3 separate regions of the Homo sapiens genome follow, and regions 2 and 3 are each linked to region 1. The links are chromatin loops, found by intact Hi-C in ENCODE. Cell type or tissue: B cell. All regions are shown on one strand.

What was found. A loop is a pair of places that touch in the nucleus more often than their neighbours do. Peaks named below come from ENCODE experiments on the same cell type or tissue, not always from the same donor. Only the 100,000 strongest peaks of a DNase experiment are listed, where the experiment ranks them.
Region 2: a loop joins it to region 1, with 4 times the contacts of the local background. A loop is called at or near these places in 1 of 110 quality-filtered maps.
Region 3: a loop joins it to region 1, with 3.0 times the contacts of the local background. A loop is called at or near these places in 1 of 110 quality-filtered maps.

Annotation. Positions count from the first base shown.
Region 1 is chr2:11,751,561-11,755,560 of GRCh38, forward strand. All of the region lies in intron 1 of LPIN1 (lipin 1), which reads left to right. Among named protein-coding and RNA genes, the nearest start is that of LPIN1, 6.9 kb to the left of the region's middle. RefSeq lists an enhancer at 2,235-2,444. In B cell, a CTCF peak has its summit at 1,908; DNase peaks (open chromatin) are centred at 2,111 and 3,251; H3K4me3 peaks cover 1,263 bases; H3K27ac peaks cover 1,821 bases.
Region 2 is chr2:12,586,111-12,590,110 of GRCh38, forward strand. No RefSeq gene overlaps it. Among named protein-coding and RNA genes, the nearest start is that of TRIB2, 130 kb to the right of the region's middle. In B cell, no CTCF peak of the experiment used is centred here; a DNase peak (open chromatin) is centred at 2,151; H3K4me3 peaks cover 501 bases.
Region 3 is chr2:12,069,776-12,073,775 of GRCh38, forward strand. All of the region lies in intron 2 of MIR3681HG (MIR3681 host gene), which reads left to right. Among named protein-coding and RNA genes, the nearest start is that of MIR3681HG, 65 kb to the left of the region's middle. RefSeq lists an enhancer at 1,843-1,962. In B cell, no CTCF peak of the experiment used is centred here; a DNase peak (open chromatin) is centred at 1,676.

The sequences.
Region 1 (4,000 bases):
AAATGGGTCCAGCTGGGCGCGGTGGCTCACGCCTGTAATCCCAGCACTTTCGGAGGCCGAGATGGGTGGATTACGAGGTCAGGAGATCAAGACCATCCTGGCTAACATGGTGAAACCCCGTCTCTACTAAAAATACAAAAAAATTAGCCAGGCTGGTGGCAGGCGCCTGTAGTCCCAGCTACTCGGGAGGCTGAGGCAGGAGATTGGCGTGAACCTGGGAGGCGGAGCTTGCAGTGAGCCGAGATTGCGCCACTGCCCTCCAGCCTGAGTAACACAGCGAAACTCCGTCTCAAAACAAAACAAAACAAACAAACAAAAAACCACAATGGGTCCATATTATAAGTATTTTTGTACCTGTTTTCATTCTATATATACATTTTCATGTTAATATTTATGGAGCTACCTCTCTACCATTTTATTATCAGCCTCATAATATTCCATTTTACAATGTGGATGGCCCATAATTTATTAAGCCAGAGTCATACAGATATTAAGTTATTTCTGATTTTCCCTATTACAATTAATGCTACAGTTACTGTTTTTGTACACGGATCTTACTGTATTTGTACAATCAGTTCCCAGCGGTATAGTTGCTAGGGTTTGCCAATAGGTGCCCCAAAAGATGGGCATTGCCACATTGCTTACCCCATTTATGACCCTGTTAGTAGTGAGTGACGATGTCTGATTCTCCTACTTTTCATGGGCCCTGGGGTTTTAATGAAATGCTTTGATTTTGGACCATCTGAAAGGCCTCTTTCGATTCCTGTATCTTTAATTATGAATGGGGTTGAATATCTCTCTCATATATTATTGGCCAAATGTGAACTGTCTATATGTTTTGTCCATTTTTTCTTTTGAGCTGTTCCAAGGCCATTTTTTTTTTTTTTTTGAGACGGAGTCTCGCTCTGTCGCCCAGGCTGGAGTGCAGTGGCGGGATCTCGGCTCACTGCAAGCTCCGCCTCCCGGGTTCACGCCATTCTCCTGCCTCAGCCTCCCAAGTAGCTGGGACTACAGGCGCCCGCCACTACGCCCGGCTAATTTTTTGTATTTTTAGTAGAGACGGGGTTTCACCGTTTTAGCCGGGATGGTCTCGATCTCCTGACCTCGTGATCCGCCCGCCTCGGCCTCCCAAAGTGCTGGGATTACAGGCGTGAGCCACCGCGCCCGGCCTCCAAGGCCATTTTAAACTGACCTTAATCTTCTAGAGGTGGCTGGTGTTGGCAAAAATTGTGGGGTTAGGAAAGCTGTGGCAGGGGTTTTGAATTTTGGCAGTTCCAAGAAAGCAGCGTTTCTTGGCAATTTGTGAAGCCTGGAGATGGATTCTGCCAATTTTGGAATAAATGTGGAATTTTCTAATTTAATCGTGAGGCAAGAAACCATGTGACCTCTGTCACCTCATCCTGACAGTGTCCGCAGTGCTGTCCTTTCTGGAACTGTATGAAATTGCGGTCGTGAATGCTTTGGAGCGTCTGCTGTGTGCTGGAGTTCTACAGATGAGCTTAATTATGGGAACGCCCTCCTGTCCCTGGGCAAGGAGGGGGATGAGCAGGGTGGGGGTGTGCTGGAGGAGGAGACGCCTGCCACTTTGCCACCCTGGAAGCTCACTGCAAGAGCTGCAAAATTTCCCACCTGCCTAACACAGGCAGGGCTTTGGTGGCGGGACCCCAGGGCTGGCTGTTTTTGCTCTTTCATCACTTTTGTCAGGAAGTATTGAAAGACCTTTAAAAGGCCTCTGACTTGCAGGGCCTCTGACCTGCAGGCCTTTTAAAGCATCTCCAGCTTTTCTAGTGAGTTTTTGTATTTTGGACGGGAATGTCTCACGAACCCTGGCATGCCAAGAAAGTCCCCAATTTCCCAGCAGGTAGTGATGGATGCAGAGCTGTGCTCTTCTGTTTAAGAAGCTCCTCAAGGCACTCTGGCCAGGACAGTTTAACCACAGGGACGCTGGTGGACTCAGTCAATCCAGACCTGGCAGAGGGCAGCAGCTGCCTATAAGTGTGTGCCAGTTACAGCAGGGCGTGGGCTGCTGCCCAGGTGGCCTGACTTTCTGTCTGTGTTCCTTTCCCTGTATCACCCTGAGTCTGAGCCAGACTTCCTCTTTTGTCACAGGTAATTCATCACCCTTATCAACCGCCGTTAAGTATCAGTCCACAATGCTCTGAAAAGACTTCCTCTTTGCCGTAAGTGTAAATTACAGGAGGAAGCTAACACTATTTATAAATCAATTTCATTTTCATGCAAGTCTTATTAGTCATGATACCATTTTGGGCACTTCCTAGAAGCTTTTTGTGTTTTTAAATGCTTTGGATGAAAATCCTCATTTGTCTTGTAAACCTCCAAGGTGGATGTGATCTCGGCGAACACCAGTAACAGCGTGATGTTTGTGACTTTATCCAGTGCTGGGCGGACCACAGATAGAGTCCCCAGGTGCTGAGACACTGACTGTAGTGTGCTCAGAGGAGGGCGGCTAGGGCAGTGAGCAGGAAGCCCCAAAATCGTCCCTGTCAAGCCCAGCTGGGGAGCCGACAGTGCCTTCCCTAGAGGAAGGGTGCCAGGGGTGGTCATTTAGTTGTCCTGACATGATCCGTTGGCCCCACGAGCAGCAGCCAGGTCTGTATCTGAGAGCTGTAATTTCCTGCTGATAACAGGAACACAGATAAGGGGCACCCCATCCCAGAGTGATATTAGGTTGGCTTTTGAATCACCAGGCTCCTTGGATGTGCCTTAAGCCCACAGGTGCCCTTTAAGCACCTGCCGTGAGGGCAGATGTGACAGATCGTGTTTGCTCTCTGGGCAGTGAGTGGGTTTTGGGTAGCTTCTCTCCAGGAAATGATGAATCACTCGGAGCTGAGCAAGTGCCAGAGAAGTCTTCAATCACAGACTGAACCCAGGAGGGTGTTTCGGCCTTTCTAAGTCCTTAAGGGTTGTAGGGAAGGTTTTGAACAATGGCTTTTGACTTTACCTTCTGAGAGGCTCTGTCAGGGAGTGGTGATGCTGCGGGTGAGAGCAGTTTTGAAGGTGTCACATCCAGGGCCAACCCTGAGCCTTGCTTCTGTAGCCACCTCCTATGGGAGGTCATGACAATAATAAGATTTTGCATGTGTTGTCCAGGAGCAAAGACCTTTCCAAACTAGTCGTTGTGTTGACCACTGAGGATGACAGCCTGGTGGGCTCAGTCAGAGCCATTGTGTTAATACCCTGCTCCCACACACATAGCTGGTAAATGCCAGAAGTTAACACTCACAGCCAGGCCTTCCGACCCCCAATTTTGTGTCATTTCTGCTTTTCAGTCTTACCCTTAGGTGTCACAGCTGTTTATTTAAACTGTTTGCAGTGAATTTTGTTTGGGAGCATTGTCTTGTGAAATTTATGCTCTGGCAGAGAACAATTCCTGCTGTCTTCTTCATTTCTTCTAATTTTTTTTTTTTTTTTTGAGACGGAGTCACCCAGGCTGGAGTGCAGTGGCACGATCTCGGCTCACTGCAAGCTCTGCCTCCCGGGTTCACGCCATTCTCCTGCCTCAGCCTCCCAAGTAGCTGGGACTACAGGCGCCCGCCACCATGCCCGGCTAATCTTTTTTGTATTTTTAGCAGAGACGGGGTTTCACCATGTTAGCCAGGATGGTCTCGATCTCCTGACCTCGTGATCCGCCCGCCTCAGCCTCCCAAAGTGCTGGGATTACAGGCATGAGCCACCGCGCCCGGCCATTTCTTCTCATTTTTAAATTTTAGTGCTTTTCCCCCTCGTGCCCCGACTTGCCAAGCTACTTTGAGGGTGGTGGGTGCATCTTGCTGTTTTACACTCTGGAATGTCGTGATGGGACCAAAAATAAAAGTTTCTTGCTTGAGATGGGCCCTGCGATGGGGCAGGTACCGCGTCAGAAATGAGCAAGCCTCGTCCCTGTCCTCAAGGAGAGAAGACTCACTTGGTAGACAGATGTCTGTTCAGCCACTTGACAAATGACAGTAATATTGATCAAGCTACTGCCCTGGATGGCTGG
Region 2 (4,000 bases), 830 kb after region 1:
GCATACGGAACTTATATGAAATTCAAATTTCAATGTCATGCATAAAGTTGGATTGGAACACAGTGCCACTCCCCCATCCATTTACATATTATCTATAGCTGATTTCTGGATCCAAAGGCGGAATATTTGGAATAGAGATCATATAGCTCACAGAGCTAGAAATATTAACTATTTGACCCTTTAGAAAGAAGATTTGCCAACTTCTAATGCAGAGGACTTATTAACTAGAGAAACATGTTCTCAAAAGTGACATTTCTTTTTTTCTTTTTTCCTTTAGTGCGGTTGTGTTATTAACTTGAAATGCAGTTTGGTTACTTTGTTTCTGTTCGCATTCCATGTGGAGTTTTTTTCTTCCGTTCTTATTAATTATATTTGCGTATGCAAAATATTAATATAGTTCTAAAAGTCAGATCTAGTAGGTTCTTGAAAACTGGACTTCAAGCTAAATGATGTATAATGAAACCAACTTTACCACAGGCTAATTGATATAAATAGGACTTAAGTTCCTGCAGCATATTTCTAATCACAAAAACATCATCAAACTTCTAAATAAAGAGCAAAACACTTCTAATATTAAACATTGAAATTAATATGAGCTATGCACATATTTAAGAAAGATGAATAAAAACAAGTAATAGTGCTCAATAAATACGTGTGTCTTCATTCTGCTATCTTATAGAAGCATAGTTAAGAAATATACAACAACTAGAAGTCAGTCTTGGGGTGCATTAGTTGTATATAACAAATGTACACAGATTTGGTAACTTAAAACAACACAGATTTCTTATCTTACAGCTTCCGTGAGTCAGAAGTCCAGGTACAGCGTAACTAGGTTCTCTGCTCAGACAATCAAGGTGTCTACTAGGACTGTGAACTCATCTGAGGCTTGGCATTTTCTTCCAAGCTCACTGTTAGTTTGCAGAATTCAACTCCTTGTAGTTGTGAGACAGAACTCCTGAGGTTCTAGAAGACACCTGTCATTCTCTGTCATGTGGCTCTTTCCACAACAAGGCACCTGTTTTAAATGGCTCGCCTGATTATATCAGACTCACTCAGGATAATCTCTCTTAGACTACCTCAAAGTCAATTAATTAGGGCCCTTAATTACATTTTCAAAATCTTTTCACCTTTGATGTATAACTGATCTAGTTACAGAAGAGATACCCTTCCTATTGCTCCTACACTCAAGGGGTAAGTATTGTACAAGGATGTGGGCCATTGGGGGTCACTTTAGAAGTCTGCCTGCTGCATGGGCTCTTCCCTCATTGTGTGCCTCCTCGGGCTTGCATGCTATCTAGAGGACCCAATCATCCCACAGAAGAATGATGTCAGCAGGAAAGGCCGGGAGTAGAGTGTATGTGCACTGTGTAGCCTGTGAGTAGACCTGGTTGGCTTTGTGACCTCAAGTAAGTCATTTCAAGTATATTTGCTTTTCCTATTGGGAGTCAATTCTCCATTGGGTTTTCCCATTTCTGAAGGTATTGCAAGCAGAAGCACTAAAAGATAACTATATTTTCAAGGATGTTTGTATAGCAAGAAGCCTTGGAAGATATAGATAGCATCATCCTCCAGAGTAGAGGGTAAGTTTGTTAAGTGCCAGGTAAAAGAAAGATAATGTCTTCCTTCTGGGAAAAAATTCCCACAAGTTTGCTTGCAATCTAGTATAAAAGATTTGAGTTCATGAGATTGGAGTTCCTCATTTGTGATGCACACCTGTGCATGCAGCATTCACCTGAGTCCACTTTTGTGTTGCCTCCATTAGAAGTTGGAACAAGGCGAACCAATGCAACCATGAAGTTTATGCTGCTGTCTGTGTTGTAAACAATGGTCCTTTGTCTCTGGTCCAGGAGTCTCATTTCTTCTGCCGGCACTCATGAACCTGCAATAGCTAACTTGCCTGGTTGCAAAGAAAAGAAAATCTCAGATATTCCATGGTTCTTAACATTTCCCCATAGTACCTTTATATGAGGGGTGCTTCCAACTTCACTTGCTTAACACCATGACCTATGGTCCTTCTAACTCACCCTCTAGTATCACTTCCTCCTTGGAAAGTTTCTTAACTCATCCCCTTTCTTCTAGAAAAAGTCATTCACACTCTCTTCCACACAGTACTTCCTCCTTCCTCCTTAACCACAGTTTCACTTTCCAGTTTCACTTTTCAGTTACCTATGGTTAACTGCAGTCTGGAAACATTAAATGGAAAATCTCAGAAAGAAATCATGTTGTAAATTGTGTGCCATTGTGAGTAGCATGATGAAACCTTGTGCTGCCTTGCTCTCTCCTGCCCAGCACTTGATTCATCCCTCTGTCCAATGTATCCACACTGCGTATGCTCCCGGCCTGTGAGTCACTCAGTAGCCATCCCAGCTCTCAGAATCACTGTCCTGGTATTGCAGTACTTGTGTGCAGGAAACCTTGTTTCGCTTAATAATGGCCTCAGAGTGCAACAATAGTGAAACTGGCATATTGTGATCAAGGTTCTATTTTATTATTGTTGTTAATCTCTTACTGTGCCTAATTTATGAGCTAAACTTTATCATAGGTATGTATGTACAGAAAAAAGTGTAGTATGTATAGGGTTCAGTACCATTTGCAGTTTCAGGCATCCAGTGGGGGTCTTAGAACATATTCCATAGAACATATTCCCCACGGAAATGGAGGGACTACTGTATTACCCTTCCACTTATGCCATAAAGGTCAGATTAAAAGGAAAACTGTCTTCCCCAAAACTACACATCATTTTGAGAATAAGGAATTGCAACATATCTAGTTCTATATAAAATCTACTATAGAGGACTTTCCCAAATATTTTACTTTTCAAATCAGATTAGTATTTGGAGAAGAGACATTAACATGAAGCAACCTCAGTAAACATTGGTATTGGATCTCCATAGAAGTCTCTTAACGGGATTATTAACAAAGGGGGCAAAGAAATGTAATTTAGGTGTAATTATTTCTCTGGGGATTGGGAGTTGGTGATGACCTCCCAAGTTCATTTCTTGCACGTTGTCACAAACAAGGATATCAAAACCACTTTAGGAACGCAATTGGGTAAGAGATGTATGTTGCAAAGATCATGAATAGTAAATAGAAACTTGTGACTTGGGAAAAAACTTCCAGTGACAACCTTTTATAAAGATTCAAGAAGATCTGCCTCTCAAACCTAAATAAAGATTAGGCGCACTAGGTGACTCAAAGAGCGCTTTGATTGACAAGGAAGACATGATACTGAGGAGACAGGATGAGTTCAAATAAACTTGCATCAGGAAATGAGCAGAGAAAAATTAACATACTTTACACATGATTGAATGTTAAATGTGTAGCTATTTTGAAAGGTAGATATTTTATTATTTGGCTACCTTAGTTATTTGTAGAGACATTGTGTGTGTGTGTGTGTGTGTGTGTGATCCTATTTTGCACTTCCTGACAAGGAACCTGTGGCTGTCGTTATATTCACAGCTCTGCTGTATTCGGTGGTAGTTAGTAAACGTTCCCTGCATCTTGCACGTGATAGACAGTCTCCACTTCTGAATGAGATGAAGTTAGAGATCATTGTATCCTCAACATTTTGCATCCTATTTGACACACGGTGGTCAGAAAAATTCATGTTGAAAATTAAATTTTTCACCTGAGACATCAATTTTCATCTCTATAAAATAAGGTGATTTGAGCAACCAATCTCCACTGTCCTTCTGGGCTCAGAGGTTCCAAGAGTCCTTCATCTAGAAGCTGCTGGAAATCAGTGCTGTAACTGGCTGCAAATTCCTGTGAGAAGACTTCGTGGAAGTCTCCCCTCAGAGGCCTAATCAAGAAAGCCTTCTAGGGCTGAAAGCCACCTTTGTGACACTGCCCCACCTCCCCCCCTTGCAAAGGGGCCAGGGTTTCTGTGGGAAGAAGGGAAGCTCATGCTTTATGGCATGTTTTGCTAATGTGACAATCAAAGGCCTTCCAGGTGTTAATGGTGGCAACGGTGCAGAAAGCCCAGAGTGACATAATTCGG
Region 3 (4,000 bases), 320 kb after region 1:
TGCTAAGTGGTATTCCATGGTGCGTGTGTGCCACAGTGTGTTTAGCCCATTCACCAGGTGAAGGAGACCTGGGTTGTTTCCAGGTTTGGATTATTACAAAGAGAGTTGTTATAAACATTTGTGCACAGGCTTTTATGCAAACATGTTTTCATTTTCTGGGATAAATATTTGAGACGCAGTTGATAGGTTGCACGGTAGATGCACATTTGTTTTTGTAAGAAATAGCAAACTGTTTTCCAGCCTGGTTGCAATATTTTACATTCCCACCAGCAATGCATGAATAATCCAGTTTCTCCACATCCACACCAGCTTTCTATTTCTTCAGTTTTTCATGGGTATTTACTTGCCCCAAAGGGATCAGAAACATGCCCTTGAATTTTGTCATTTCTACAATTTAAAACTATTATTTCTGTTATGTTCTTCATTGTGTAACTCAGTGTCTCTTAGGTAAAGTATTGTCAAAAGCAGGACCAGACAAGGATAAACGTTTGTATTCCCTGTAAACTGGTGTGTTTGATTTGACACTCAGAGCTCTACAAGGCACTCTGTTTCCGTTTTCTCCTGGGGGCTGTATTAACCAAGTATTGTATTAACTGTCAGTGCTTCCTGTTAGCCTCCTTTCATGGCTTGCTCATGTCCTTTTTATTATTATGCTTGCTATAAAGAATTCATTTGCCCAAGTCTTTTGAGCACTTCTCCATGCTCCTACAGTTACTGAGTCTATCATGATGTTTGTAAATCTGAACTATAATCATGCTCCTGTATCTGTCTCACCCACTATATGAGGAACTCCTTCAGAGAGAAGTCCCTCTCTCACTGCCCTATTCCCACCCCCAAGATGTCTTCTAAATACTTTTTATTCATTTCCTGGATATTTAAGAATCACTTGTACAGATTTTATATGGGTTTTGCCTCAAGAAAGTCATGGTTTAGATTAGAGGGACCGCACAACTATGAATCTGAATAACTATGAAACCATGCAAGATGTGATGAGTAATTTAAAAGAATTAAGATGCTTGAGGAGCCCAGAGATGGGAGAGATTGTATCTATAGTGGAGATACGAAAGGCTTATTTTAATGTTTTATGACTTTTTAAAAAGCAGTGTCTTCAGCCGCAACTGTTTAAATCCTTTCAGGGATTAGAAAGAGTTATATATAAACTGCAGTTACCCACAGGGAAGGTGCCACGGGAAAAAAGTCTGTGGGTTATGGGGAAGGCTGGTGATGGGGCTGTGCCTGTTGGTAATGGTGGAGCTTGGGAGAGACCCAGGAGTGAAGACAGCTGTAGAAAGGAGAAGTTTTGCCTCTCTCAAGAAAAACCAACTAGAGTTGAATACTAAGAGAATTATGATTTTGAGATAAATGAAGGTGCATCTTATCCATCTGAAGCCACTCTAATGAGCCCAGTATTTTTAGAGATTCTGAAAGTTGGAATATAAAGAGGATTAATGGCCCTGAGACATCACAATGCGACTGTGGAGAACCGAGTGTTCCTCTGGGGTCCTGAGACACGTGGGGAACTGGACTGATGGGGTCTGCCTGATTGCAAAGTCTCTTCTCTTTCTTATGTTCCATGGATCTCTCAAGATCAATGAAGACAATACACTGATGACCTCTAAGAAGCCCTGGGGACCTCAAACCATACTCAACTAGTGTCCAATACCTTATCCAGTTATTGGCATCATCATTATTATTATTTACAGCCCAACCTCTAAACCAAAAAAAAAAAAAAAAAAAAAGCAGAAGTGAAAGAAAGGGCTTCTTGAGGGCTAGGGAGGCCCAGAACTCTGGTGGAAAAAAACAAAAAAGAGCATCACCACAATGCTGATGATCCACCATGGCTGCTTTCTTGTGGAATCTTTTGGGCCAGTGACTTCTAAAAAGATTGCCACTTGTTGACCAGGCTGGGTTTGACAATGGGGGCATTTGTGAACATATTGTTCATTGTTCATTGAATTATGAACAATGAGAGAAGTTCCTCTCCAAACTCATCTTAAAGACTAGTTGAGCCTCAACTGAATATTTCTTTTATCTTTTGTATTCTGTAATCATATTTTCTTCTTTGCATTGACTGATAGAAATTCTAAGGTGAATTTGTGGCCCTAATATTATAAAGGAAAATAATTACTAAGCTTGGTTTATTGCTGACTGATGTCCAAAGTTTGATCTCCACTTTTGGAGAAAATGGGTTCTATGGTAATCATAATTATAGCCATGGCAATACCTAATATTAACCAAGAGCCTACAGACTTTTGAGGTCTTTGCTAAGCTTTTTACAAATTTTAATTAATTTTCATTATAAGGCATTGTGTCATATGCCATTATTATCACAATTTATAAGTATGGAAGTAGAGACACAGTTAAATAACTTGCCCAAAGCTCCACAGCTATTAAGAGACAGAGCCGGGATTTGAACCCATGAAGACTGGTCTGTCTTGAAGAAACTTGTATTATCATCTAAACATTATTATAATAAAATCCAAAAAAAGTACAAAAATATAACACGGATTTAGATTCAGTTATCCCAAATTTGTCAAATGCCCATGTGATCTTATACAAATTCCTCTACATCATTTGAAAACAGAGCTGATGGCATCTGTCTCCTTGGTTGATTGGAGGATTAAATAACGTAATGTGGGTTAAGTAGGTAACAGTTCCTACCAGTTGGTGCTAATCAAGTGATAGCAAAGAGTGTTCTGGACAAAGAGAAGACATGGGTCTAGTCCCAACTCCAGTTTCCTATAAATAAAATAGGGATGGTAATCTTTTCACAAGCTCAAATAGGATCAGAGACATGAAAACACTTTGTAAAGGACAAATGGCTGAACATTGTCAAGGGCTGTTGATCTTAGGAGACGCTGGACCTGCAGACCTCCAAAAGGCCTCACAGGCAGGTGGCAGGGGACAAGTACATCTATTGATTGTCTTTAGTGTTTTTGAATACTGAGTATGAGTTGTTGTGGACAAAGCAAAACGGTTCACATGGTTGTCGGACAGCACCTTGGCCAGGATTCTGTGCAGGTCTTGCTTGGATAAGAGGGTTTCTTTTGCCTTGAAGTGTCTTGTAGGAACCGCAAACTCAACATATCCAAACATGAACCCATTTTCTTTCATCTCAAATCTGATGCTTCCTGGAGTTTCCATTCAAATAAAGCTACCACCATCTACAGTGCTGCCCAGACAGAAGTCTAGAGTCCTCTTCTGTGTCTGCCTTCTGCTTACCTCCATCCCCAAGCAGAAGCATTCTCAGTGACTGGGTCTGCTGAAATGACCTTGGTGCTTTTTCTCTGACAGGTTCCTATTTCCCCATCTCCACTGCCAACACATGCCAGACACAGGAACTGGCTTCTAAAGCTTCATCTCTAGTCCTAAAAAAGGGATTTTTGTGGCGATGATCATCATGTCCAACATTTATTGAACCTGTGTTGCGCCAGCACTTTCATATGTATATATATGTACACACAAATATATGTGTATTTCACTTATTTTATTTCACTTATGAAACACTTACATAGTATTTACTCTATGCCGAATACCACTTTAAGGACATGATACATATTCATCCATTTAATTCACACAACCACCCAATGAGGTAAATGATATTATTATCCCCATTTTACAGATAACGAAACTGAGGCAGAGAAGTTAAGCAATTTATTCAAGGTTACACAAATAGAAACTGGCAGAGCTTGAATTTGAACCTAAGAAGTCTGGCTCCAGAGTCAGTGCCCAAGTACACAGGAGCTTGAGGAATAGTCATAATAATAGCTAATGTTCTAAGTCAGCCATCTTAGCTGGCTTTATAGAAAACGCAACAACTCTGAGATGTAAGCGTTATTACCCACATTTTACAGAGAAGGAAGCAGGTTTAAGCGTCTTACAGAGAGAGCCCAAGGTCACACATCCAGTAAGTGAAAGCAGAGGTGAGCTTCAGCTGGCAGTGTGAGGTTGAAAATGCTGGCATCTGCCATGCCTGCAAAGTGCTGCTCTGTTTCAAGTT